Linked DNA regions of Mus musculus: region 1 is linked to region 2. Evidence: chromatin loops called from intact Hi-C (ENCODE). Cell type or tissue: heart. All regions are shown on one strand. Links, peaks and the distances in the headings refer to the core of each region. The heading gives the core; the rest is flanking DNA. Region 1 overlaps Gm38791 (a long non-coding RNA gene). Region 2 overlaps Atp6v0a4 (ATPase, H+ transporting, lysosomal V0 subunit A4).

What was found. Hi-C counts contacts between places; a loop is a spot of excess contacts. Peaks named below come from ENCODE experiments on the same cell type or tissue, not always from the same donor. Only the 100,000 strongest peaks of a DNase experiment are listed, where the experiment ranks them.
Region 1: a loop joins it to region 2, with 2.3 times the contacts of the local background. A loop is called at or near these places in 2 of 42 quality-filtered maps.

The regions. Positions count from the first base shown.
Region 1 is chr6:37,723,430-37,740,529 of GRCm38, forward strand. It overlaps Gm38791 (a long non-coding RNA gene), which reads left to right. Exons shown (of 4, transcript XR_868982.1): 4 at 10,676-10,952. Among named protein-coding and RNA genes, the nearest start is that of Gm38791, 17 kb to the left of the region's middle. In heart, for the core only: no CTCF peak of the experiment used is centred there; a DNase peak (open chromatin) is centred at 9,152; H3K4me3 peaks cover 313 bases; H3K27ac peaks cover 1,323 bases.
Region 2 is chr6:38,065,211-38,067,710 of GRCm38, forward strand. All of the region lies in intron 14 of Atp6v0a4 (ATPase, H+ transporting, lysosomal V0 subunit A4), which reads right to left. Among named protein-coding and RNA genes, the nearest start is that of Svopl, 19 kb to the left of the region's middle. In heart, for the core only: a CTCF peak has its summit at 1,302 (motif pointing left); a DNase peak (open chromatin) is centred at 1,191.

The sequences.
Region 1 (17,100 bases), core at 7,641-10,140, 330 kb before region 2:
GGGCCAATTAGCATCTAGACACCGTGGTGCCAGCATTGATACTCACGATGAGCTAAGATAAGAACACCGGATATCCAGGGAACCATGAGTTAGCAGCTTATACAAATAAACAATGATGTAATCCCTGGTTATGTAACTATGAGTCATCTCTGGCAAGATGCCACTTTTGTCTGATTCTTTGTAACTATACTACTGAAACCTGGAAGTGGGGTGCTTGACTGCCTTCGCCAGAGTGAATAAAGTATGTTCCATCTGCTTCCAGCTCCCTGAAATTATCACTCCCTGGCTGTAGAGCTCAGGTCTCACACCATCCAAAGCTTTTTAATGGAAAATTGTCTGGGTTTGTATTTTAGAGAAACATTTGTGGCGATGGTTTTGAAGATGAGGCCAAATAGGAGGAACCTTGAGCAAGAAGGATATTATTCTGTTCTGTATTCTATAGACAAAATTTATAGCCCCTTTGAGTCTTTGAAGCTGTTTTATTTTACTCATTAAGTTTTAGGTATGTAGCCTATTTATTAACAGAAAGGGCCTACCTACAGAATCATTTGTTTTTCGACACACCCACTGTGTAGCTTTTGTTCTTGGTTCTCTGGTCTCAGACACGAGGACCTTTGTTCTACTTAAGTTTGACTTCATTTCACACAACCTAGAATTATCTGCAGAAAGTCTTAGGAGTTATCTTGATCAGGGTGGCTTGCCTGTGGGACACTGTCTTTTTCTTTTCATTATTTATTCTATGTGGTATGGATGTTTTGCCTGCATGTGTCTCCACACCATTTTCATGTCTATTGCCTGGGGAGGCCAAAAGAGGCATCAGATTCCGAGGAACTGGAGTTACAGATGAGTTGCGAGCTGCCATGTGAGTGCTAGGAATGGAAACCAGGTCCTCTGGGCAGAGTAGGCAGTTCTGGTGGAGTTTCCTGATTGTTAATTGATATAGAAAGACTCAGTGTAAATGTAGGTGACACAGTTCTCTGAGTCAGACTTCAGGCTATATACCAGTAGAGGAAGCTAACTGAGCACTAAGCAAGCAAGAAATGATCTTTGTCCTGTTCTTGACTGTGGATGTGTTATGTGGTGCTTTGCATGAGAAATGTTCCCGCCCTCTCCGGTATTTGGACATGTGGTTACCAGCTGGTGGTGCTGTCTGGGGGAAATTTAGGTAATGTAGCTTTGCCAGAAGATGCCCGTTACAGTGCAGGCTTTGAGGTTACATAGCCCATCCATCCTCCAGTTCTTTTTTGTTTGTTTGTTTGTTTTTGTTTTTGTTTTTTTGAGACAGGGTTTCTCTGTGTAGCCTTGGCTGTCCTGGAACTCACTTTGTAGACCAAGCTGGCCTCGAACTCAGAAATCCGCCTGCCTCTGCCTCCCGAGTGCTGGGACTAAAGGTGTGTGCCACCACACCCAGCTGAAACCCTGTCTTGGAAAAAAAGAAAAAGAAAAAGGATGTGAGCTCTCCATCAAGTGGACTTCACCCATCCAGAACGTAAGCTGAATAAACCTTCTCTACCATAAGTTGCCATGGTCATGGATTTTTTTTTTTTTGGTTTGTTTGTTTGTTTGTTTGTTTGTTTTTAATCAGAGCAAAAGACAAGTAACCAATGCCTGATGTGATGATTTTCTGCCTTGACTTGCCAGCAGTGATGGACTATGTCCTGGAAGAGTAAGCTAAATAAACTCTTTCTTTCCTTATGCTGCCTTTTGTCAGGATATTAAAATATCACAGCTATAGAAATGAAACTAGAACCATCCTGACATGCCAGCGCCTGCCATGGGCTTTACTCCTTGTTCATATCTCCAGGTCACCACAGAACTTGCTGTCTAGACCACTGGCCATAACCTGGTTGGATTCTCCATCCTTCTGGGTTCACGATTCTACCTGATGCTGAGTACACACTCTGCCTCATCCTTGGTGGGTTCTCCGGCCATCTCAGAGAGGTCAGCCTCTGTCTTCAACACCACATGAATGTATGTCACACTGCTATTCCTGCTTCAGCTGGTAGGGAATCAAACCCAAGTGACTCCACCACTGAGTGACAGACATACTCATATCACCCACATCCCCCCTCTTTTGAAAATTATCAACTTTATTTTAAGTAGCATAGTAAGTGATAGGTTTCTGTGCTTTAAAAACAAACAACAAAACAAAACAAACAAACAAACAAACAAAACTATATAGCTTTGGTTGTCTTATAAGTCACTATGTAGACAGGGTTGGCCTTGAACTCACAGAGATCAACAGCCTCTGCTCCCTGTGTCCTGGGATTAAAGGCATGTGCCACTATGCCAGGGGCTAGGTTTTTTTCAGACACGCCTTTTTTGTTTCTTCCCAACCTTCCCATCTCCCTGTATCCACATACTGGTTCCCACACCTCACTTAGTAACCTGTGTCCTGCTTTCATGTTAGACGGGTTCCATTGTTCCTTTGTTCTCCCCTTCCCTTAAGATTTCTTTTGTCCCTGTCATGGACCCCTTCCTAGTCTCATGACCTATGCTCACCCCCCTCCAATATATACATAAAAATTAAATCAATTCCATTCATTTTCCTGCCAATATCATTATTTCATTTTTCTTCATTGCTGGATAAAGTGTCATGTTTATTCATGTGTCACATCTCCTCATCCACTCCTCTGCGATGAACACCTAGATCTGAACTGTTTCCGGGATAGCATCAACAGTGGCTCAGTAAATATGGGTGTGTAATTAACTAAGTCTGTGGTATGTTGACTTAGAGTCCCCAGAGTATATATACCCAAGAATGGTATACCTGGCTTGTATGGAGGTCTGTTCTCAGTGTTTTAAGAAACCACACTGATTTCCACAGAGTCTATACCAACGTATATTTCCACAGCATAACTACTGTCCTTTCTCTATGGACTATCAAGTATGTGTTGTCCTCTGTTGGAATGAAATCTCAAAGTACCTTTAACTTTTATTTTCTTGATATCTATGGATATTTAAGACTATTCAAAATATTTATTAATCATTTATTTATGTTTCCTCCTTGGAATTTTTTTTTTTTTCTGAGACAGTTTCTTTGTGCAGCTCTGGCTGTCCTGGAACTATCTGGCTGGCCTTGAACTCACAGAGATCTGCTGACCTCTGCCTGCCTCTGCCTCCTGGGTGCTTACACTAAAGGTGTGCGTCATCACCACCAGGCTTGAAACAGGTTAATTTCTGTTCCTCCTGCTTCCACCTTCTGAGTTATGGGATTACAGGAGTGTGCCACTGCACCTGGGTTGTCTTTCTTCTTTTGAGAACTGTTCAATTCATGAACCCATTTGCTAATTGAAGATGTCTGTTTTGTGCTTGATTTTCAGAGTTCTTTCTCTTTTTTTGGGGGGTGGGGGGTGGGGTTCAAGACAGGGTTTCTCTGTGTAGCCCTGGCTGTCCTGGAACTCACTTTGTAGACCAGGCTGGCCTCCAACTCAGAAATCCGCCTGCCTCTGCCTCCCAAGTGCTGGGACTAAAGGAGTGCGCCACCACGCCCTGCTCTTCACAGTTCTTTATATATCCTAGATCTGTTCTTTATATAGTCTATATATTATTTTTTTCTTTGAAGTACAGCTTGCAAAGATTTTCTCTCCTCTTCTTCTGTACAGGGTCTCTTCACTCTGTTAATGGTTTCCTGTGCTGTACAGTAGCTCTTTAATGTAATCCCACCACCAATTCTTTGGGGTTAGTTCATGTGCTACTAGAGTCCTTTTCAGAAAGTTCATACCTACAGTTGTGTCTTGAAGGTTTTCCCTTTAGTCTACCAGTTTCAATGTCTCAAATGTTTATTAAAATTTTTTATTCATTCTGAATTTATTTTTGTTCAAGGTAAGAGATATGGATCTACTTTCATTCTTTGGTGTGTGAATAGTGTTTTGTTGGTTTTTTTTGCTTTTGTTTTTAGTTTCTCAGCACCACTGTTGAAGGGACTTTTATTCCCCAATGTATGTTTTTAATACTGTTGTCAAAAATTGGCTATAGCTATATAGGCTATAGTTATATATTGCTATTTTAATTATTCTATACATTTGTTTTGTGCTATGAATGTCATATGAATATATCTTTGCTACACATACACACAAACCCTTTTTTCTAGTGGCAGAAATCAAATGAGGAGGCTTGTCCATGGTAGGCTAGTGCTCTTCTGCTGAGCTGTAGCCTCAGCCTCTCCTCACCAACCTGCTTCCTTGGTTTGCCTGGGTTTTCCTTTTGTTTGGTTTTATCTTGAGATAACTTTCACTCTTTAGCCCAGGCTGTACTTTAATTCATGGTGATCCTCCTGTCTCATCTTCCTAAGTGCTGGGATTACAAATATGTGTCCCACCTACCTCCCCAACTGTTTTGGATTGGTGGATTTTTGGGTTTCTTGAGACAGATTCTCGGACTTAGCATCCCAGGCTGGCCTGGGACCTGTAGATGCTCTCCCACTTGAGTTTAGTGCTCTGTTTACAAATGTGAGACCCAGCCCCACTCTCCCTGATGGCAGTACTCACAATGTTGATGCTGATGCTGAAACTCAGTCTGGGCTCACAGGAGGCCAGCAGCATAGAGACATCCAGGAGGCCAGCTGCAGAGGCATTTATTATTGTAATTATTATTATTAGTAGTAGTATTGTAATCATTATTATTCTCTCATTCAATGACCCCAACTGTAGTTTTCCCTCCTTCTACTCCTCCTGATCCCCGACCTCTTCTCTCTGACAGAGGCATCCTTTAAATACACTGTGGTTGTGGTAAATCCCAAGTGGTTTGTCTTGATGCTCCATTCTGAGAGGTGTCAAGGTGCAGTGGAATGAGCCCATGAGCAGGAACCATGAGAACTGAGTTCCAGAACCATGGAACTCATCACTCTCACGATGAGTGAAACACACCCTAGTCAGAAGGGAGTTACAACTCTGTTAAAGCTTGCTACTGTACACTTCTTTAGTAAACACACACTGAATTTCACTTACGATGCTCAAGTTCATTTAGCAAAGCTACCTGATGACAGAATCAGAGTAAAGGGGGAAAAGAAAAGAATTCTATGGAATGACCTGTCTTAGGGACTTTTTTAAAAATTATTCTGTTATTGAGATAAGGCTCCATGACCAAGGCAACTTAAAAGAAGAAAGAGTTTTCATGAGGCTTACAGTTTCAGAAGAGTTAGAATCCATAACCATCAAAGTAGAGAGCATGGTTGAGAGTAGGCAGGCTTGGCACTGGAGTGGAGCTGAGAGCTTATATCTTGAGGCACTATGGCAAAGCAGATCAAGAGACACTGAAAATAGTGTGAGCTTTGGAAACATTGTCACGGCCACTGACACACCTCCTCCAACAAGGCCACACCTCCTAATCCTTTCCAAACAGTTCCAGCTACTGGGCGTCTGCATTTAGTCTAGGCTCTGCCCCACAGTTACCTAGCATCAGTCAGGTGTGCCTGACTCACTATAAAAGAGGCTGCTTGCCCTATTCTCTCTTGTTTTCTTGCTTTGTCCTCTTGCTCCTTACTCTCTCTCTCTCTCTCTCTCCCCCTATTCCTCCCCCCCTCCCCCCTCTCTCCACATGCTCATGGCTAGCCTCTCTCTCTCTCTCTCTCTCTCTCTCTCTCTCTCTCTCTCTCTCTCTCTCTCTCTCTCCCTTTCTCTGTCTCTACTACCCCCTCTACTCACCTCCCCATATTCTAAATAAATTCTATTCTACACTATACCATTGTGCGGCTGATTCCCCAGGAGGAAGGAATGCTTCGGCATGGGCCCACAGAGGCACCCCCTTTCCCCCATACCACACTTGGCTTCCACTAAACATCCCTGTTTTCTCTTACCTTTTTATAAAACACAACACTGGGGACCAAGTATTTAAATTTAGGAGCCCATGAGGCCCATTCTCATTCAAACCACCACAGAACTTGTTCACTGTCTGAGTATGGGGACTAGGTAGTGACTGGGTAAGATCTCTAAGGAAACACTGCGGCCAAGGGTAATCTGTTGAGTGCTTCTATTTACTGAGTGCTCTACTAAAAGCACTTTGCATTTAAAATACTTCATTCAGCCTTCAAAATGCACAAGTGATAGACATTCTGTTGCTGATTACGCTGGGATTCATAGATTTTAAGTCATTTGCCTGCATACATGCTGCTAGTGAGCAGACAAGTGAGATTTGCCCTGCAACAACTTAGTCTTATCCACTAGGATGGCTTTGTTGGTCTTACTCTAAATAGATGAGTTAGAAGTCAAATTTTATAACTTACAGGGAACTTATTATTTGAGAGATAGAAGAACTATGAATGGTGCACATCTTTAATCCCAGCACCAAGGAGGCAGAGGCTGGCAGATTTCTGAGGGGGGCAGGTAAGAGTAGCAGGACTGGAGATATGGCTCAGCAGTTAAGAGCACAGTCTACTCTTCCAAAGGACCTGGGTTCAATTCCCAACACCCACATAGCAGCTCACAACTGTATATGACTCCAGTTCCTGGGTACCCAACACCCTTATGCAGACATACATATTCAGGCAAAACACCAATACACACAATTTTTTTTTTTTAATTAAAGTTAAAAAAAAAAAAAAAGACAAGCTGAGGGCTGGTGAGACGACGGCTCAGTCTTTACGGATGCTTGTAGGCAAGCCCAACAAGTTGACTTTTCTGGGATCCATATGATGGAAGGACAGAACAAACTTCTGCAAACTGTCCTCTGATCTCCACACGTGGCACACACATACATGCACACTCTTAACAAATCAAACAAGCAAATGTTTTTAAAGAAAATTTAAAGATAAGTAGAACCGGGCATGGTACCACATGCCCATAGTCTTAGTACTTAGGAGACCGAAGCAGAAGGGCTTTTGAGTTTAAAACCAATTGAGCTACATAGTGATATTTGATTCAAACAAATAAATACATGGCAAGGGCTGAGGATACAGCTGAACTGGTAGACTATCTGCTTAGCATGCAGATAGCCCTAGGTTCAAACCCAAGCACAGCATAGAACCAGGTGTGGTAGCACTTGTCTAAAGTCTTCATGTGCAGGATATGGAGGCTCAGGATCAAGCAGAGGAAGGTGGTGTGTGTGTGTGTGTGTGTGTGTGTGTGTGTGTGTGTGAGCGCGCGTGTGTGTGTGTGTGTGTGTGTGTGCATCAAGTTTCTAAGAAATCAGCTGGATCCTTACCTTACACAAGCCAGTTTCTTAAAGCTGGTGTACACTAATTGGAGATCCTGGCTGTGTCCCTCACCTACATGGTCCAGCAAATTCCCTTCCCCCTTCCCCTAGAAAGCCTACAAACAGAAAAGGCACCAAAAGCCCAGTCCTGCATTCCTGACATTCCTGACAACTGTCCCAACCTCATGAAGTCACCAGCCACCCAAGGCTCCCCAACACACACACACACACACACACACACACACACACACACACACACACACACACACACACATTCTGTGGCAAATGCATCCTTTTCTTTCACCTGCAGTCTATAAAAAACTTCCACGATATCGTCTGCCTGCGACTTTTTCCAGTATTTCCCCCTGAGACTGGTGAACTCACCCAAGAGCCCATTTCCCAAATAAACTTGCCTTTTCTACTTTTAATTAGGCTGAATTGGCTCCCCCCCTACCCCTCTATGGGGAAAGCCTGTCACACACCTTGAGAAAGCAAGCACAGGCCAAAGCAGACACATCCCTTTCACAGTTCTCCTGTGTTACAAAGGAAAGATTTTCCAAGTCTCAGAGTGGTACAATAACCTGTGGTGCAAAAACCTTCAGAGCATCTCACAGGGACGCAGTTTGTAAAGCCGCCTTAAATGGAGACATGTTAGCAGCCAATAAAGCCTACATATGGAGTCATGTCCCTGTTGGATTTATACTGCTGTCGTGGGGAAAACATGGTATTAAAGCAGGATATTTTGACCATATTGGTTTCCTCTGAAACGAGATATATTCTAGACTATGATGCTAGGAATAACAGTATTGTTGGTTTAATAGGCATGAGTTCTTGTAGTCCTTTGTAAGAAGCCAGCAAATGTCACTTTTTCCTTGGGTTCTGCAGACCTTTGTAATAAATTATTGAACCTATGAAAGGAGTTGTGTAAACAGCCTCAATTTACAACCAGCTGGTCTCTAGAAGCTCCGGGGTTTGGGCACTGGGGGGTGGGAGGCAGTCTTCTGAGACTGAACTTTTAGTTACCCATTGCCAGAGCACAGTGCAATTTTAGGGTACGCATCTCCCACCTAGAAAATTCAAGAGAGACCGGGCGTGGTGGTACACGCCTTTAATCCCAGCACTCGGGAGGTAGAGGCAGGCAGATTTCTGAGTTCGAGGCCAGCCTGGTCTACAAAGTGAGTTCCAGGACAGCCAGGGCTATAGAGAAACCCTGTCTCAAAAAATAAATAAATAAATAAATAAATAAATAAAATGCAAGAGATGGCTGCTGGTCCTGGGAAATATTCCATAGAAAGTGAGCCATGTTTTTTATATTTTATTAAATACATATTTAAATTTAGTCTTTGCCCAAACCTGGATGTTGTTGATTTGTTTCTTTCTTTCTTTCTTTTTTTCTTTTTCTTTCTTTCTTTCTTCTTTTTCTTTCTTTCTTTCTTTCTTTCTTTCTCCTTTCTTTCTTCTTTCTTTCTCTCTCTCTCTCTCTCTCTCTCTCTCTCTCTCTCTCTCTCTCTCTCTCTCTCTCTCTCTCCCTCCCTCCCTCCCTCCCTCCTTCTCCCTCTCTCTTTCTGTCTCTCTTTTTTTTTAGGGAAGGTTCTCATTTATCCCAGGCTGTCTTTGCACACTCACCTCCACACAACCATGTCCAAACACGGGCAAACGTGTATGCACAGATATGGACGTAACACACAGAGAGAGGGACTAATAATAATAAATAAATAGACAAACAAAATATATCAGATAGAAACAACTGAATATATCCAGAAGATGGGATATTCTACAAGGCATCAAATCTATACTGAAGAAAAAATTATAAGAAAGAAAAAAATGAAAGGCAGGTAAAGAGAACTGAAGGCCATACGGGCCACGAAAAGGTTTAAACAGCAAAGCACCAATGTAGAAATCCATAATGTGCTAAATATGGCTCACACAGGATATCCGGGAAGATGAGTCAGCCAGCAGCACATATCACCAACGATGTAGCCTGTTATGTAACTATGAGTCATCCCTGGCAGAGTGCCACCTTTGTGTGATTTTTGTATAAATATGCCCCTGAGACCAGAGGCCATTGCCTCCACCAGAGTAAAGAAGGTCACGTGTCATCTGCCCCGGCTTCCCGCGCTTCCTTTCATCTACAGGCTTTCAGCTTCGATCCCACCCCGCCCCCACCCCACCCCCATCCCCTGTCTTCAGAGCTGGGGCCTCACAGCAGGATACAGGGAGACAGCAAGGATACTCTCTGTTAAAAGTTCAAGAGAAACCCCAAATACAGGGACCCTGTTTGCCCTTCCCTGGTGTTCAAAACAATAAACGACATTTTCCTTTTTCTTTTCCCTTTTTCATCTTTTTTTCTCACCAGCATATTTGAAAAGTGCCTTGATTTGACTTTCTGTTGTTCGGTAACTGTAAATATTTCATGAAATCATTTCCATGTAAGAACATATTATCTAGGTCAAACTGAACCTGTGTTCCTGGACATATCTAACTCAAGAATAAACTATTGCCGGGTGTGTTGGTGCACGCCTTTAATACCAGCACTTAGGAGGCAGAGGCAGGCAGATTTCTGAGTTCGAGGCCAGCCTGGTCTACAGAGTGAGTTCCAGTACAGCCAGGGCTACACAGAGAAACTCTGTCTCGAAAAAACAAAAACAAACAAAAAAGAATAAACTATCTCTTGCTCCCTGTGTACTGAAAGTATTGTGCAATGACAATATCATGTCTATATTTTATTACAAAATACTTCAAAAAGTTAAGCATAGCACCCCAACCAAAAAGCTATACATAGAAAAAAAAAGTTAAATGAGTGTTACAAATAGTGCTATAACTGATTTGCCAAGGCTATTCTTTTTTTTTTTTTTTTTGGTTTTTCCAGACAGGGTTTCTCTGTATAGCCCTGGTTGTCCTGGAACTCACTTCGTAGACCAGGCTGGCCTAGAACTCAGAAATCCGCCTGCCTCTGCCTCCTGAGTACTGTGATTAAAGGCGTGCGCCACCACGCCCAGTTTACCAAGGCTATTCTTGAACTCAGGATCCTCCTGCATCAGCCTCTTCAGCGCAGGCATTACAGTCCTACACTACCATACGCAACTAATTTTCAAGGGCCTATTAGACACAAATTTAGATAATCACAATTTTCTTCAGGTTTAGAGTGCTGGTGTGTCCCTTTAATCCCAGTACTCCAAATAGAAGCAGTAGGATCTCTGTGAGTTCAAGGCCAACCTTGGCTACGTAGAAAGTTCCAGGCTAGCCAGGGCTACATTGTGAAACCATGTCTCCAAAAAAAAAAAAAAAAAAAAAAAAAAAGGAGATGGGAGAAGGGAAGGGAAGGGAAGGGAAGGGAAGGGAAGGGAAGGGAAGGGAAGGGAAGGGAAGGGAAGGGAAGGGAAGGGAAGGGAAAAGGATAAAAAGAAATCAAGTTAAATTGTTTTTATTTTGGGGTAGGGTGGGTGGGTTTGGGGGAGGAGTTGAAATGACTAATTTCCAATCCTTTTAACTTGACAAGTTAGTAGTTTTGTTTGTTTGTTTTGTTTTGTTTTGTTTTTTCAAGGCAGGGTCTCCTTTAGCTCAGACTGGCCTCAGATTTGCTGTGAAGTTGAAGATAACCTTGGACTTCAGGTCATCATGCCTTCATGCCCCCACGCCAATGCTGGGATTATATGTGGTTTATGAGGTGCTGGGGATGAAACCCAGGGCCTCAAGCATATTAGGCAAGGACCCTCCCCACTAACCTGCATCACGGACTTCCTGATTATTCTTCCTAAGGATCTTTGCTACTGAGATAACAGGCCACCTTTATAATACTTTTTAATAGGCTTCCTAGTGACGGGCTAAATGAATGCCTTTCAGAAGAGGAGCCTCTTTGCAAGTCAGATGACTTCCAATGATTTGGGCAACAGAATTGAAAGACTTTACTGAGTAGCAAGCTGATAACTCATTAAAAGCAATTTTCAACAAAGATGACTCTATGATTTTTTTTTTTTAGAAAATAACTCATCGTTCCAAGAATTGATTGGCAGAACTGTAACAAAACTCCTTCTACTTCTTATATCTACATATTTATGTAATCAGGTTTTCTCGGTGCTTATCTCTCTAAAGATGAAAAATAAAAATAAAACTGATGCTGAGCCTTCATCCCCTCAATGCAGTGCAATCGAGACAGATGTGTGACTTCATTAAGAGAAAAAGCACCGTCCTGCTATTATTTTGTATTTGGTGAACTACCCATCAAAATGCAAAATATTTATATTGATTTGATTGGTTGTGAATTTAAAGTTGGTAGATGAATAGCCCAATACAGAACTATTTTTAAAATATTAAGAGCTGAACAGGGCCTGGATATGTACGTCAGTGGTAAAACACATGATATAATAAAATCTGCAGGGATGAAATTTATTATGTAACCAAGTTTGGCCACAAAGTCACAGCAATTCTCCTGTCTCAGCACCCTAAGAACTAGACATGGACCACCATACCTGCCTGTCCCAGAAATTTGTTTGCTTGCTTGTTTGTTTGTTTGTTTGTTTCAACCTAAATCTGTGTTCCTTGACATAGTACACACACAGACATGTATGTGTATATTTATGTATGTATGTGTGTATATATTTATATATGTATGTGTATATATGTGTGTGTGTGTATTTATTTATTTATTTATTTATTTATTTATTTATTTATTTTTAGATAGAGTCACACTAGTCCTGATTGGCCTAGAACTTTCCATGTAGACCAGGCTGGTTTCAAACTCATGGAGACCTGCCTGCCTCTGGTTTCCAAGTGCTTAGATCAAAGGCCTGTGCCACCACATCTGGACTAAGAAATTCTTGAAATAAATGTTTTAGAATATGTCTATGCCAGTGATGATGCAACAGGATACCCTGTCGACTCTGCCTCCAGCAGCCTAAGGAGTTCCCTTATCCTTTGGGGACCTGCACTGGAGTAAAGTTACAAAGAGCCATGATTTCAACAGAGAACAGAACTTAGGGCAAACCAGTTTGAGGCAGAGTTGGAATTTATTAGTAAAAAGGAAAGGTTTAGCATGGATTTAAGCATGGGGGTTGACAGAAAGAAAGGAGCAGAGGGAAGGAATTGATGCCCATTCCAAGGGCATGGATGGAGACTTCCCACTGGAAGGTGGTGCTTCTGTGTCTCAGGAGTCAAACAGAAGCTTTTCTCATCGCTCAAACTTCATTTCTGAGAGAGCCTCCTCCCCTTTCCTGCCTCCCCTTTTCCACAATGAGATCATAGGGTGGCTCTAGCTGTGCCTTGGATAGAGCCCAGTTCATCTGAAAAGATAAAGCTGTGAGGTCACAAGGGTTGAACAAGAGTGTTATGATCTGACACACTCGCTGACAGTGGAATTTCTTGTGACCGTCCTAGAAAATGGTCCCTTTCAGATGGGATAGGAGAATGGCCTCCCCCCCCCCCCCGCCCCGAGACCCTCAAGCATGATTCATTGCCATTTTAATGTTCTTTTGTGTGTGTGAAAGAGAGAGGGGAAGGATGTGTGCACTTGGGTGGAGGTCAGAGGACGACTCAGTGGAGTCAGTTCTCTTTTGGCACTGCTATGTAGTTTCCAGGATGGAACTTGAGTCATCGAGCATCAAACACCTTTACCCTCAGGCTGCCTTACTCCAATAAGCTTATTTGGAAACAAAACAAAACAAGTCATGATGACACACAGCTTTAATTCCAGCACTCTGGAACCAGAGGCAGGCAGATATGTATGAGCTTGAGGCCATCTTGGTCTACAGAGCGAGTTTCGGGCCATCCAGAGCAACACAATGAGAGCCTGCCTCAAAGAGAGGAAAGAACGGATTTATTTAGCTTACACTTACAAGTTACAGCTCATCAGTAAGGGAAGTCAAGATAGGAACTCAAGTAGAAACTTGAACCAGGGGTCATGGTGGAATGTTGCTCGTGCTCACTCAGCTTCCTTACCCAGCACAGAACCACCTACCTAGGAAATGATACTATCCGCAATGCATTGGACCTCCTACCTCAGTGAACAATCAAGACAATCCCCAAAATCATGACAACGATCAATCTGCTCTGGACAACCCATCACTAGAGACTCACTTCTCAGGTGGCTCTAAGCTGTGTCAAGTTGACAGTTATACTTAACTAAGACAATAAAACAAAGAACCCAGAATCCAAGGTGTATAAACAATAGTCCTCTATCTATAAGGTTTAATGGAAAAGGAGCAGAAATCAATACCTGCTGTAGGATTGGGCTAATGACAGTAGGGACATGCAGGACTTTTAGAAGGGTTAGGTTGAAAACACTGTGTTTGGTCCTAGTCTTTATTCTACAACCATGAAAATTTGTCAAAAATCATGGGACTTGTCACTAAAGTAGGGAGGTTAACCATGAAAATTATGTTCCCCAATAAATATAACCACAAACAAAATTAAAGGTCAAACATCACAGATTTGAATGGTTATCTCACATTAACGGAGAGCAGCAGTGTAGGTCAGTTGAGGATACTATATCCTTGCCTAAACTATTTCTTAACAACCAAGTCTCTGTGTTCAATTTATTCTATTGCTCAACTCTGTAGCTGGCTTATTTCTTTTTAAAACATACAGCTTGTCAATTTTATCTGTATTTAATCTCTGATCTGTGTTCTTGCTAGCTGTGTCACTTTAGCCTGGCTACTTTGGCTTATTCATTGTACAAGGATCTGTGGACAAGCAGAGACACTCAGGCTATCTCTGGGGTAAGGAATGGCTGTCTCTCAGGATTAGTTTCCATGGGATGCCATGTATTCAATTTGCAGGAATGTTGTTTTTACAGGAACCACTGTACAGATGATAGAAAGTCAGTTGAAGCAGAAGCCAGGGCTTGTTTGGTTACTCTGGTAACTGTGGCTCTTTTCTAGAGATCCACTCTTGTTCAGGGTAAGTATTATGGTCAGAGTTCTTCCATTCAAGCATAGGTGGAAATGAATGGCTTCTTCAAGAGTGTCTGTGATAGGAGATTTTGACTGTCAATGGGAGAGGTCTAGGGGAGGGTATGCTATGGTGGATTTGCTTAGGGCAAGCAGACATTTTCCATGACCCCCTAAAGTACTGTCATACACACAACCACAGAAAAGCTAATACAGTACCTGCTACTCATCAGCCATGCACCTAGATTTGGTGAGTTTCAGAGACAGAGAAGTCTCACTATATCACACACATACATCTACTTCTCCACACATAAGTGGATATCATGCCGTTTCCCCCTTTCCCCTAGGTCTTCTCTGGCCTCAATGATGGAGAAGAAAAAGTTAAATCAGAATTTTCCTGCTGCTTGCAAAATCCATTAAGCCAAGGAGGAGAAAGAGACACTGCAAATATGAGGTTAGAGTTTTTATCAGGATTAGAGCCGATTTAATAATCACAAATAAACAGAGAGTTATGAGACTGGAGAGATGGCTCATCCCTTAAAGGCTGAGTGTTATAGTGCCATTCTGAGGTTTCCCATAGTGTCTGTGGTGGTTCTCATAAGAAAGACCCCCATAGACTCATATCTGAATGGTTGGTCACCAGGGAGTGCCCCTATTTGAAAGGATTAGAAGGATTAAGAGCTGTGACATTATTGGAGGAAGTGTGTCATTGTGGGTGGGCTCTGAGGCTTTAAAAGCACATACCAACAGAATTGTCCCCCACCATAGGTCAGGATGTGATTTTCAACTTCTCCATAACTGCCTGCTGACATGCTCCCCACCATTATGATAACAGATTAACCTCTGAAACTGTAAGCAAATTGAATTCCTTCTTTTATAAGAGTTGCCTTGGTCATAGTGTCTCTTCACAGCATCAGAGCAGTGACTAAGATTAAAGGACAAGAAAGATGGTTTGAAACCTAAAAGTGATGTTTGTATGAAATTAAAAACATTTCATAGGGCCAACAAGATGACTCAGCAGATAAAGGCGCTTACTACAAAGGCTGATGACCTAAGATTGGTCCCCAGAACCTGCAATTTATCCTCTGACCTCTACATGTGGGCCATGTTGATGGCACACACACAAATTAATTAATTAATATAATTTAAAATTCTTAGAAGGTCAATATAGTGTCCCAGTCCTGCAATCCCAGCATCTGGAAAGTAGAAGCAAGTGAATCAGGAGTGCGGTGATTGCCTTGGATACATAAGGATGCCAGCATCTATTTAAGACCCATTCTCAAAAAAAAAAAAAAAAAAAAAAAAAAAAAAGGAAGGAAGGAAGAGAAGGAGAAGGAGAAGGAAAAAGAAGGAGAAGAGGAGGAGGAAGAGGGAGAGGGAGAGGAAGAAGAAGAGAAAGAAGAACAGGAAGAAAGGGGAATTAATGGAGCAAGGGAGGAGAGACCAGCCTGTGAGGATTGTGGGTGCAGAGGGGGATGGGAGCAGAAAATCAACAAAATAGTTATAAGGATGCCATAATAAAACTCATTACTTCACATGCTAATTTAAAAACTAATAAAAAAGCAAATGCCCACAACAAAAAAAAAAATGAAACTGTGCATCCCCCAAATTTATACATACATTAATATATTCATTATCTCTATGCAATTGTCCATGCAGGCACACAGCTTTTACCTCAAAGAGAATACAAAAGAATTCATTTCAGAGCTGAATCTGAGAGGCCATAGCCCGGGTATGGATTCAGGTTGCCGTGCTCCACTGTGGAAGTGATTACATGAGATTTTTATTAGTTACAGAACAAAGAGATCAGTATGTTCACCAAATAGACTGACGAGGGCTGTGGTAGGTGGTTACAACAAAGCAAAGAAAACTCTATAGGTCTCAGCAGCTACCTGATGACATGCTTAGCTTTTTTCAGTGTGCTAAGAATACATTTTAAAGGTTTCAGTAATCAAAAGGATGTTAAATCTGACACAGATGAGCAATGAATGGCTCAAAGAAACTAAAAATAGCCCACTATATAACCAAGGCTGTCCGTGAACTCCTGGTTCTCCTTGCCCAAGTGCTGGGATTGCAGGTGTGCATCAGTGTGCCCACTTGTCATTTATGTGCATCCTGCATCATTTAAAAAGTTATTCTCAGGATGTATGTAATGGTACACACCTTTACTCCCAGCACCAGGGAGCCAGAGGCAGGTAGATCTGTGTGAGTTGGAGGTTAGTCTGGTCTACAGAGTGAGTTCTAGTTCTTTTTTTTTTTTTTTCTGGAATTTCTTTCAAAAAGTTTATCTTCAAACAGATGATGGTGGTACTCACAGGCATTTAAGGTAATTCTCGACTACAACACAGTGAGATTGAAACCAACCTAGGACTACATGAAACTCTGCCATTAAAAAAAAATCAACACACACATTCAAACAGACACACACGTAATGTGGTAGCTCATCTTGTCAACTTGACGCATCCACAGGACATTTCGAGAAAGGTTTAACTCAAGAGAGAAAATCTAGTCTGAATTCCACGGGTTGGATCCAAGATGAAGGAAACAGAGAAGAGGAACTGAGTCTCAGCATCCATCTGGTGCTGCTCCGTGCCCCAGGCTCCCTGCCCCAGGCTCCCTGCTCTAATGGACTTACCCTCAAACCCTGTACCCAAACAAACTAAAGTAGCTAATAAGCACAGGCAAAAAAGTGTTTCGTTCTTGACTAGTAGTCTGATAGGTGTCTGAGATACTATGTTAAAAAAAAAAAAAACAAAAACCACTCCCAGGACTGGGGATATAGCTAAAATCGTAGTGCTTACCTAAAATGCCTCCAAGCCCTGGTTCTATCCCCAGGTCACAACATAACCCAGCACACACTTGTAATCCCAGTGTGTGAGAGATGAGGGGGGAAGATCATCCTCTGTTACATGGTGGACTTGCAGTCAGCCTGTGACACCCAAGACCTGTTGGGATCCATTAAGACAACACAATTGTCCTGATCTCTGAATTGGGCTTTTCCCCTCCCCCCGCCCCCCCCAGAAGAAAAGGGGGTCAAAAGCGGGCCACTGACCCACCGCTCCGAGAACAACCACAGATTGTTCCA
Region 2 (2,500 bases), core at 1-2,500:
AGGTAGTCCTGATGGTGTAAGAAGTGTGACTGAGCAAGCCATGAAGAACAAGCCAATACAGATTCATTCTTCCATTGCTTCTGCTTCAGTCTCTGCCTCCAGGTTCTGGAGAGCCTCCAGGATTGGAGAGCCACTGCCAGGTTCTTTCAATGGCACACTGTGATGTGAAAGAGGAAGCCAAATTAACCCTTTCCTCTCTAAGTTGCTTTTGGTCATGGTGTTTTATCATAGCGATAGAAAGCAACCTAAGACACTCTCCTCCCCACAACCTCCTTAAGCTCTCTTTTGTTCTTTTCATGATTCCCCTTCTAGTCCTGTCCCCCCAACCTCACTCCCCCACACACACACACACTCACACACTTTAAGTCTAGGCTTTGCAGAAGAGAAAGTGAGCAGCATTGGTCTGTCTGCAGCAGGCTGGTTTAGCCTGACACAGTAACTTCCAGTTTCATCTGTCTTCCTGCGAATGTCATGATTTCATTTAAAGCCGAATAAAAATACCACCGTGTAATGTGCGCCTTGCTGAGCCTGGAGAGCAGAACTGGACAGATGGGGTTCACTGACAGTTGGGTGTGGGCTGTGCAGGAAGAGAAGGTAGGAACAATGGGATTCAAAGCAAAGGAAAATAACCAGACCCTGACATCTCCCCCTTGCCAGCTTCCTGGCCATGGCATCCTGACCAATGAGAAAGCCTTCCTCTATGCAAAGGCAACACATGGAGCTGGAGAGAAGAAGCACGTGCTGCTCTCGCAGTGCTCACTCCCAGCACCTACGTCTGGCTTCCAACCACGTGCAACTCCAGTTCCAGGAGACCCGATGCCTCCGCCTTGCTAGGGCACTTGCACTCACATAGGCACATGCGTGTGCACACATGAACCTGAGTGCACACATGCACAGGCATGCAGAATCAAAAAAATAATAATAAAAATAAGACCTTTACAAAATATCAGCCACTCACGTTTGTCTTTTACGTTTGCCGTTTACAACTGGCTTGCAAGGATTTTACCTGTTTTGATAAAACTTAGAATGCAGCAGCTGGGACTGAGAGGTAGGGTCTGAAAACCCCTGGGCAATGCTTTCTGCTTTCTTGGGTGAGGAGAGGAGAGCTCAGGGATGACACGCATGAGGGAGGCGACTGAGAGGGTGGTGACTGGAGAGCCACTGCCAGGCCGTGCTCTCAGTTGCTGAAGCTGAAGCTGGCCACTCAGGCTGTGTTCCACACAGAGCTGAGAATGACATTCATCAAGACTACCGGAGGCATGGTTGATTGGGAACGCAACAGTGACACCTGGTGGCTTTATGAGCATGAACTTCTGTATCCATTCACAACTTGGGTTTTTGTTTTTTTGTTTTTTGTTTTCCCCTCAGAGATCTCATAGTGTAAAGGCTTTGGAAATGCCACATCTAGTTGACTGAAAGAAACAGCAAACAAATAAGTCAAAGGAAACACATCTCAAAACTCCACAGGAACCTGAGTCTGTGAAGTGTTTGCCAGGCACCTACGAGAATCCAGGTTTTGATCCCAGAACTCATGTAAAAATGTGTGGTGGTGTTGGTGTGTGCTTTTAGTCTGAAGCAGGAAGAGACAGGAGGGTCCCTGGGGCTCACTTAGCAAGTCATAGATTTCAGTGAGAAATCTTGACTCAAAACACAAGGTAGGCTGCTCCTAAAGATATACCCAAGTTTGACCTTTGGCCTGCAAACAAGCTAAAATCATACATTACAGTGTAATATGTTACCCACTGCAAGAAAATACCAAAGTAGGACGCTTGATCAAAATATTAAGTAACTTATTTAATGTGTGTGTGTGTATACTTTCTAAGCAATCAACTTGTATGTGTGTGTGATGCGTGTATGTGTGTGTGAAACAGAGAGACAGAGACAGAAAGACAGACAGGCAGACAGACAGAGACAGAGAAGAAGAGAGAGAGCACGAATATCTTCAGGGACTATCTACCATCTTGTTTTTCCTTTTTTGAGGCAGGACCTCTCACTGGCCAAGCCCATGATCCACCTGGCCCCATCTCCTGATAGTTGGGATTCCAAGCACATACCACCATGTCTAAGATTTTGTTTTGTTTTATTCTTTGAGACTGAATCTTGCTATGTAGACCAGACCACCCTCAAATTTATATAATTCTCCTGCTTCTGTCTCTGAGTGTTGGGATTAAAGGTATGCACCACCATGCCCAGTCCATATCTGGCTTTTGACATGAAAGTTCTGCAGACCAAACTCAGGTCCTCAGGCTTTTAGTACCAAGCACTTTGTCAGCTGAGCTACCTCTCCAGGCTGCAAGGGCATTTTAAAAGCTCGTTATTGCCAGCAATGGGATAGCTGCTGGAGAGGGAAGTGAGCAGGAAACTATATAGGAAGTAGAGTCCAAGTGCGGCAGAATTTATCTTCTAGACACAGTTCTGCCTGTCATGCAACCCTCTGAGTTTATCCCATCTCATCCCCAGTTTGTTGTTTCTTCTTTATTCAGAGATCTCAACAACACAT